2 separate regions of the Homo sapiens genome follow, and region 1 is linked to region 2. The links are chromatin loops, found by intact Hi-C in ENCODE. Cell type or tissue: IMR-90. All regions are shown on one strand.

Region 1 (4,000 bases), 170 kb after region 2:
ATTAGGAGAGACCGGAAGGGACCATGCTGTAAAGGATGGTGAATAATGTCCTCAGCAATCACTGTAGTGGACAAATGACCAGGCACCTTTTCTCACACACTCCATAGACACGATAGCACCCAACAAACCTGAGATTATGGATTTGAGATTATGGGATTTGGAGAGAAGGGACACAGAAAAGATTAAGGCTAAATTGCCTGCCACCTCAACTGTACGGAGATTCGGAGACAAAAGTTTTGTTGCTTCAGGTTTCATCTCCTTTCACCATAAGACAATTTGTGGGATATAAAATCCCCCACAATGCAATTTCCAGAGATTGATTTATTTAGTTTGGCTTAACCCATTGGTGGAGCTTTAACAAGATTGTCCAAAGGGGCTCTGGTTCTCCGAGTGTAATTCCCTTTGAAATCTCCCCATAGTGGGAAATTCAGAAAGAAACAGTCCTTCCTGGTTGTCCAGTCTAAGTCAATGAACCAAACACACATGCAGGCACAAACACCTCCAAGACACACGTATTCCTAGAAATCATGTAACCTAGTTCCATGTATTAAAGACGAAACAATTTTCCTACATGCAACAGAATCCATTAAGACCCCTGCCTGTGAAACAAACAGCCTCTTACAGCAAAGCAAATGTGTGAGTCATATCCACCTGCACCTCATTTTGTTTACCCTCTGGTTTCTAGGTAGTGCCCCAGGAAAAATCTGAAAAAGAAGTGGTGTTCATTTCAAATCCATTTGCATTAAATCCATCTATTAAAGACCTTACAGAAACTCTGAAGTTTACCAGTTTCGAGCACTTTAGGCCAAGTAACATTTCTAGACAGAGCATATTCATACCCTTTTCTGTGAGTTGAAGGGAGAGAATATGCATGAGTGAGCCCTGTACATTCAGCACCCCCAGGTGCAGCTTAAGGGGAAAAATTCTGTTCTTCCACTTTATTGTGTATAAGCATAATTTCTCTAGCTCTCAAAGGGTTCAATGGAAAATAATAATAATAAATTAAACACCATTGGGGGTTCAATCCTCTGACTGGAAAGCTATAGAATTTTAGAAAGCTAAGGATTACAAAATCTCACAATCTAGCTTCCCGGGACCTGTAATGTAGGCATTCTGACTCCGCAGTCCTCTACTATTTTACTTTTAGTATAAAATTTGTTTTCAACAATGGTAGCTTTGGTAATCCATATTACATAGTAAGGTCTGATATGAATTTTTATTAGACAACAAAAGAAACTAACCATGTCTTTCATCTTTTTCACTATATAAAATAGAACTCTTAAAAATGCACAATCTGGCTGGGCACAGTGGCTCACGCCTGTAATCCCAGCACTTTGGGAGGCGGAGGCAGGCAGATCACTTGAGGTCAGGAGTTCAAGACCATCCTGGCCAACATGATGAAACCCCGTCTCTACTAAAAAAATATAAAAATTAGCCAGGCGTATTGGCATATGCCTGTAATCCCAGCGACTGGAGATGCTGAGGCAGGAGAATTGCTTTAACCAGGGAGGCGGAGGTTGCAGTGAGCAGAAATCGGGCCACTGCACTCCAGCCTGGGTGACAGAGAGAGACTCCATCTGAAAAAAAAAGAAAAAGAAAAAAAGCACAATCTCATCTTCCAATTTTGCTTAACAGGGAGCTCAAGCTGTTATTATGTGCGTATATGTGTTGTCACATTAAAACGCTGATGAGTCAGCACAGTATGGGGGCATGTTTTCATATGCTGAACTGATTAAATGACCTCCAAATCATGCTTGCTACGTAAAACTGTGAGTGCAGGAATCAAGCACCATTAACATAAAATAAACCATAATAGCTGTTAGGATTGTGATAATGCCTTGTTCCTAAATATTCTGGCTATGTGTGCAGAGAATATAATAAGCTATCTAATTTTAAGGTTTAATGAGGCAAACTGTTGATTCTGAACTGGCTACAGCAGAATGAGTCAACCCATATGTTCTTTGTCACTGGAATATGAGCTTATAAACAGACTTGTCTACAAGGCAGAAAACTCACAGATGACTGATAAATGAATTTTGGCAGTGGCTTATGATCATAATTGGCAATAACTGGGGAAAATATTGACAATGGTGAATTTTGAACTCTTGGAAACAGCGACTCTGAGTCTATCTCACACTCCAACTGTGGTTGAACAGCGCAGAAAGCCTCCTGGACTGGATAGATTTTAAATTGTGCCTTTATGGACGGGAAAAGGATGATAAATGGAAGCAAAATTTTCTAGGAATATGTCCAAAGTAAATGACTGTTGATATGTGTGGTTGTCTTAGTCTGGCTGTATATTTCTGGTACTAAGTGGAGATTGTGTGTGTGAGTGTTGATGTTGATGAATATTCATGCACCAGGGAAGGAAAGTATTCTGTTAACCTGGAGCTATAAAACTTATCCATCAAAATCCTACTTGAGGACTGTGCCATCTGTCTTGATTTGCTCTGAATCAGGATGCCTTACACAATGCGGAGGGCCTTCTCAGTGGGCTGTGGGTGACAGGAAGACAAACAGCAGTGGCAGCTCAGAACTTAAATTCCTAAGTCATCAGCACCAGCACAGAACTCATTCTACAATTGTTCTGGAGACAAGTGGGAGATGACAGGATGCCCAAAATAGCAAGCCTGCTTACCTAAGTATTTGTCTCAAAATCGTGCTGGAGAACCACCTGCTTTGTTTCAATGGAACTCTTGCGAATGTTCAGTTATCAGAAGCACAAGTTATTGTGATGGGACCACTGTGTCTGTCTCTTATGATTGAGCTATCATTTTAGACTGGCAATTTGTATACTTACCCACTAAAGGTGGGGGGAAAAAACCTTTCTCCTTTTATCCAGCAAACACTTTTGAGAATTTTCTATGTGCCAAGAACTATACAAGTCACAGGAATTACAAAGATGCATAAGATATTATAGGTCCTGCTCCTAATTTAGTAGAAAAGAGACATAAGAACAGATCAGTTATAACACAATTAAGTTCATACTATAAATGGGAACAAGTGCTTTGCTGATCCCATAAAAAGACTGATGAACTTTGCCTGGGGCAGCTGGGAAAGGCTTTGTGGAAGAGCTGACATTTGAATTAGGTTTGAAGAATAAGTAAGAGTTTTCTAGATGGAGTAGTCAAGGGAATTGTAGATGATGGATATCTTTATGGCACTGACTGTGGTGATAGTTTTACAGTGTATACTTATCTTTAAACTCATCAAGTTGTATACATTAAATACATACAGATTTTTGTAAGTCAATCATTCCTCAATAAAGTGGTTTAAAAAAAAAAAAGTCAAAGGGAAGGCATTCTGGCCATGTTTCAAATCACATAGACCTGAAAACTCAGGAAATACTCTTCAAAGAGAGAGGCATTCGTGATTAACCAGCCAAAGGTGAAGTGGGGGAATGAAAGGGTTTTGGAATGAAGTGTTGGGAAAGGAGGATCAAGAAGAAAGCTGGGATTGAATTGCAAGGTGTCTTGTATGTCAGGCTATAATACTTGATTATTTTCCCCATTTGGGTAGCAGGGAGCCAACAAACATTTATAAGGATGAGAGAAACATGGTTAGATTTATGTTTGAAGATGCAAATTCAGACGACTATGCAAAAATGAAGCAAGTGGGGAGATGCTGATGGATGTGATGGAAAGGGGGGAAATACTGACAGAAACTGTGAGGGCTGAAATTAAGCAAATGGTGATAAGAATAGAGAAACCACTAAACTTCAATAGTTGGTACAGGTAGTTGCAGAACAGTATACTTGTAGGAAGAGATACATTTGAGAAACACACTACTGAAAACTCAGAAATGCTGAGAACAAAAAAAAAGGAAAAGATTTTACCTATGTCAAGAATGCATTCTTCTGCCTTTATAGTTCCAGCATCTCTTGAGTCTATATTCTAAATTAATAATGACTGAGCCCCAGTTGCTTGTTTACATTTTATGGGCCTAATTAAATTAGGAAAAATAATCACCTGCAAGCAAAGATGTGATACACTTCCTGTAC
Region 2 (4,000 bases):
CTTTTAGTAGAGACAGGGTTTTGCCATGTTGCCCATGCTCATCTCAAACTCCTGAGCTCAAGTGATCCACCTGCCTCAACCTTGCTATTTTGCCCAGGCTGGTCCCAAACTCCTGAGCTCAAGTGATTCTTCTACTCTTATTGAATCAACTTTCACCTCCAGTCAGCTTCCCTTTCAGTTCTATAAATTCTACTATCTAAACAGATCCTGTAGTCTCCCTTTCTCTCAGCCCTGGTCCTGCTTCCTTAGTTGTGCTTTGCTATGGCTTGAGTGTGACCCCCCCCAAAAGTATATGTTACAAACATAACCACCATTGTAACAGTATTAAGAGGTGGGACCTTTAAGAGGTAATTAGGCCATGAGGGCTCTGTCCTTATCAGTGGATTAATACCATTATTACAGGAATGGATTCCTTATAAAAGGATGAGTTCAGCCCCCTCCTGCTCCCTCTCTCTCATCCCTATTTGCCCTTCTGCCATGGGATGATGTAGCAAGAAGGCACTCACCAGATGCTGACCACTTGATCTTGGACTTCTCAGTCTCCAAAACTGTAAGAAGTAAATTTTTATACTTTATAAATTATCCAGTCTCAGGTATTCTCTCATAGCAGCACAAAATAGACTGAGAGAGACCCTTTATCATTTCTCATGTATATAGTTAACATTACTGTCTTAACTGATCTCCTGACCATTGGCCCTCTCAAAGCCATTCTCTACACTTCTGTGAGTTATCTTCCTAAAACATGGGCCTGATCTTGGTTATAAAGCTGCTCATAGTTCCCAACTGCCCTCAGAATTAAGTGCAAACTTTAGTAGGGTACACGGGTTCTTCATAATCTGGCCTATTAGCTCTTCATTATCATTTACGTCTGCTGCTCTCCCATGACTATTTGGTCTCGTTCATATCCACTCCCATTTTTTCCCCAGAAAGCTCTGTTCGCCTTTCATCCCTGGACCTTTGCATATATCTTTCTGTACTTGTATCCTATAGTGGTTAAGAGCTCTGGATCTTATTGTGGTTTTGCCACTTTCTAGCTATATGACTTTGGCCAACTTACTTAGTCTCTCTGTGTATCAGTTGCCACAGTGGAAATAATAGTAGAGACTACCTCATGTTGATCTTGTATGGATTTAAAAAATTAACACAGGCAGGGTGCAGTGGATCAAGCCTGTAATCCCAGCACTTTGGGGGGCCAAAGCGGGTGGATCACCTGAGGTCAGGAGTTTGAGACCAGCCTGGCCAACATGGTGAAACCCCGTTTCTGCTAAAAATATGAAAAATTAGCCGGGCATGATAGTGGGCACCTGTAATTCCAGCTACTTGGGAGGTTGAGGCAGGAGAATCACTTGAACCAGAAGGCAGAGGTTGCAGTGGGCCGAGATCACGTCATTGCACCCCAGCCTGGGCAACAAGAGGGAAACTCTGTCTCAAAAGAAAAAAAAAATTAACACAGGTAAAAAGCTTAGATCAGTGCTGAGCACAATATAAACCCATTAGTGGCTAAACCATCAACAAGTGTTGGGAGCTGCTGCTATTTTTACTTTCCCTAGAATTCTATCTCTTACCTTTCACTCTTCTCACTGCCCTTATTTGCCCAGAAATCCCTTTATGTCCTGAAAAACTCAACTCTCATATTTTACTTTTAGGAAATTATCAGTTACTGCTCTAACACAGTTCTTGATGTATGCTCTTCACTCCCTGACCTTTTGCTTTGTTGATACTTTATTATTGTACTTACGACTCCATACTTAAAAAATATAATTGGTAAAAAAAAATGTAACTAGTAATAGGCAGAAAAACTGGAATTGATTCCCAGTGCCTGTTACATGACAGGGGCTCATTATATACTTGCTGAGTGAATGATGGAAGGTCAAGTGAACAAATTAGAGAAATCAGGCAGAAAATATTTCCAGGTATCTTGGGGAGTTGAGAATTAGAGAAGAAAAGAATGAAGGAGGTTGGGATTTGATGAAGAACATATTTGTGACAGTGAAACTCAGTCGTGGGATTTGCTGTTTATATTGTTTTCTTTCCTTCTCAAATCAACATGAGTTGTACAGACCATAATAAAAGCTTCATCTTGAGCCTGTTATTGCATCACCATTTGGCTGATGTTTCACTGCTCCATCACTGTGGGAGGTTAACACTCACTGAGGGGTGGCAGTACCCTCTGCATTTCTCTGGGAAACTCCAATGATTCATCCAAAAGTGTGAGAAGCCAAGCAGCTTTTATCACCCAGGAGACAGCTGTAACCTGACCTCAATTCATGCCAAAGAAGCCTGAGGAAAGTGCCCTGGAAGTGAACAGCCTGCTCATGACTCAAGGAACTCAAAAGTCAGAGTTCTGACCAGTATTGTTGGGGTGGGTAAAAGAACTTCACTCCCTCAGATCTGAAAGTGTCCTTGCCAGAGGAGAGGGAGACCTTATTTCAAGTGTGTTTGAATAAACATGACATACATAAACTTGATTTTCCAGGTTTTGGAGAAAGCATACATTTGTCCTCTGCATCATGAAATAATGTCCTTGGTGGCTCCTTTCAGGGCCTGTGCTGCACTCTCCTTAGTGACTATTAGCATTGGAGTTGGACAATTTAAGGGCAGGAGTGGAGACCTGCTACTTATAAAGGATGACTACACTTATTTAGGGATACTGCTCACGCTGACTCTCAGAGCAATTCTTTTGTTCCAACAGCTGTTCCCAGGGTAGGGTAATATTGGAACAGAGGCTTATGCTGCAGTATCCATTGAGTGGGACTGAGGCCCCTTCAGTAGCTGAAAATCCCCACTTCAGTGCTACTGCTTCAGCTACTGCAGCTCTTACTGTCTTCAAAAACAATGGTAAGGATTCCTTTAACCTCAGAGGAGGAATTAGCTTTTTGCAGAGACTACAAAGAATCCATAGGATACAAACATTTCTATAGTCCAGGAAGGAGTCCCACATATAAAAACAAAACTGTAATATATTTTATAAGTGATTTGCCTAAATATGTGAGGCTGTATTCACTCAGTTTCTCAAGAAGCATTTCTTGAGAAGCTACTGTGTGCCAGAGCCTCCTTAGGGGGCAGGAACTGCTTATTTATCTTCATATCAACATCCCTAGGTAAGTGCCTAGCCCATCGTATGGGCTACAGACTATGCAATGCTATTTCCCTTAGCCCCACCAGAGTTCAGGGTCAGACTGATGGGCAGGACTATGAACAGATCTTCTTTCTCTCCTTGAAGGTAACTAACCTTCCATGGGACTTGAAGCTTCAGATTTTGGCCTTAACCAAGTCAACTAGCTCAAGTCAGAGGGGCAGTGATTATTTGAATTGCCAAGGTATTACCTAATGAGAATCTTTGTGACTAAGCTCTTAAAGTTGAAACTTAAGTAACATTAGCTGAAAAACTTGTTGGATAAACATTGCTACTCCCTTGAAAATTCCGGGAGTTCCAGTTTGGTTGCTGACCATTTTTTACCATTTATCTATTTGTTTAGCACTAACGTTTCTTAAGCTTCCAATGTATATAGAATGCTATGCTGGGTTGTGGGAAATACAATGAGCTATGCTCCCTGTCTGCAAGTCGGTCACATTTTAAGTGGGGGTGCAATAAATGACAGATTCAAACCACTGAACAATTATTAACAGAGAAAAGCAACTTTTATGGGCAAAGGCTTTCGGCAACTCCAGGCACAGTCTCACCCAAGGCCTTGATTGTGGCACTGCTTCTGTCACAGAGAATAAGAGTGAAATGTTAGAAGACTGTTGAAACACTGCGGAGTTAATGTTATGTTCCTTTTCATCTTTGGGTCTTTGTACATGCTGGTTCCTTGTCTTCCCACCACTACCCCTATATCATTTATCTAATTAAAACTCATAAACATGAATGAGAAGCCCTTTTTGACCACCAGCCTACAAACAGACACACAGACACACACACACACACACACACACACACACACACACACACTGCGTTGTCCTTCCATTGAGGTACCAACAGCACACTATAATTTCTCCA

The links. Peaks named below come from ENCODE experiments on the same cell type or tissue, not always from the same donor. Only the 100,000 strongest peaks of a DNase experiment are listed, where the experiment ranks them.
Region 1: a loop joins it to region 2, with 1.9 times the contacts of the local background. A loop is called at or near these places in 1 of 110 quality-filtered maps.

Annotation. Positions count from the first base shown.
Region 1 is chr1:100,793,212-100,797,211 of GRCh38, forward strand. No RefSeq gene overlaps it. Among named protein-coding and RNA genes, the nearest start is that of VCAM1, 75 kb to the left of the region's middle. In IMR-90, no CTCF peak of the experiment used is centred here; a DNase peak (open chromatin) is centred at 1,700; H3K27ac peaks cover 985 bases.
Region 2 is chr1:100,620,037-100,624,036 of GRCh38, forward strand. No RefSeq gene overlaps it. Among named protein-coding and RNA genes, the nearest start is that of LINC01349, 25 kb to the right of the region's middle. RefSeq lists a silencer at 2,545-2,843. In IMR-90, no CTCF peak of the experiment used is centred here; DNase peaks (open chromatin) are centred at 2,195 and 3,395; H3K27ac peaks cover 1,572 bases.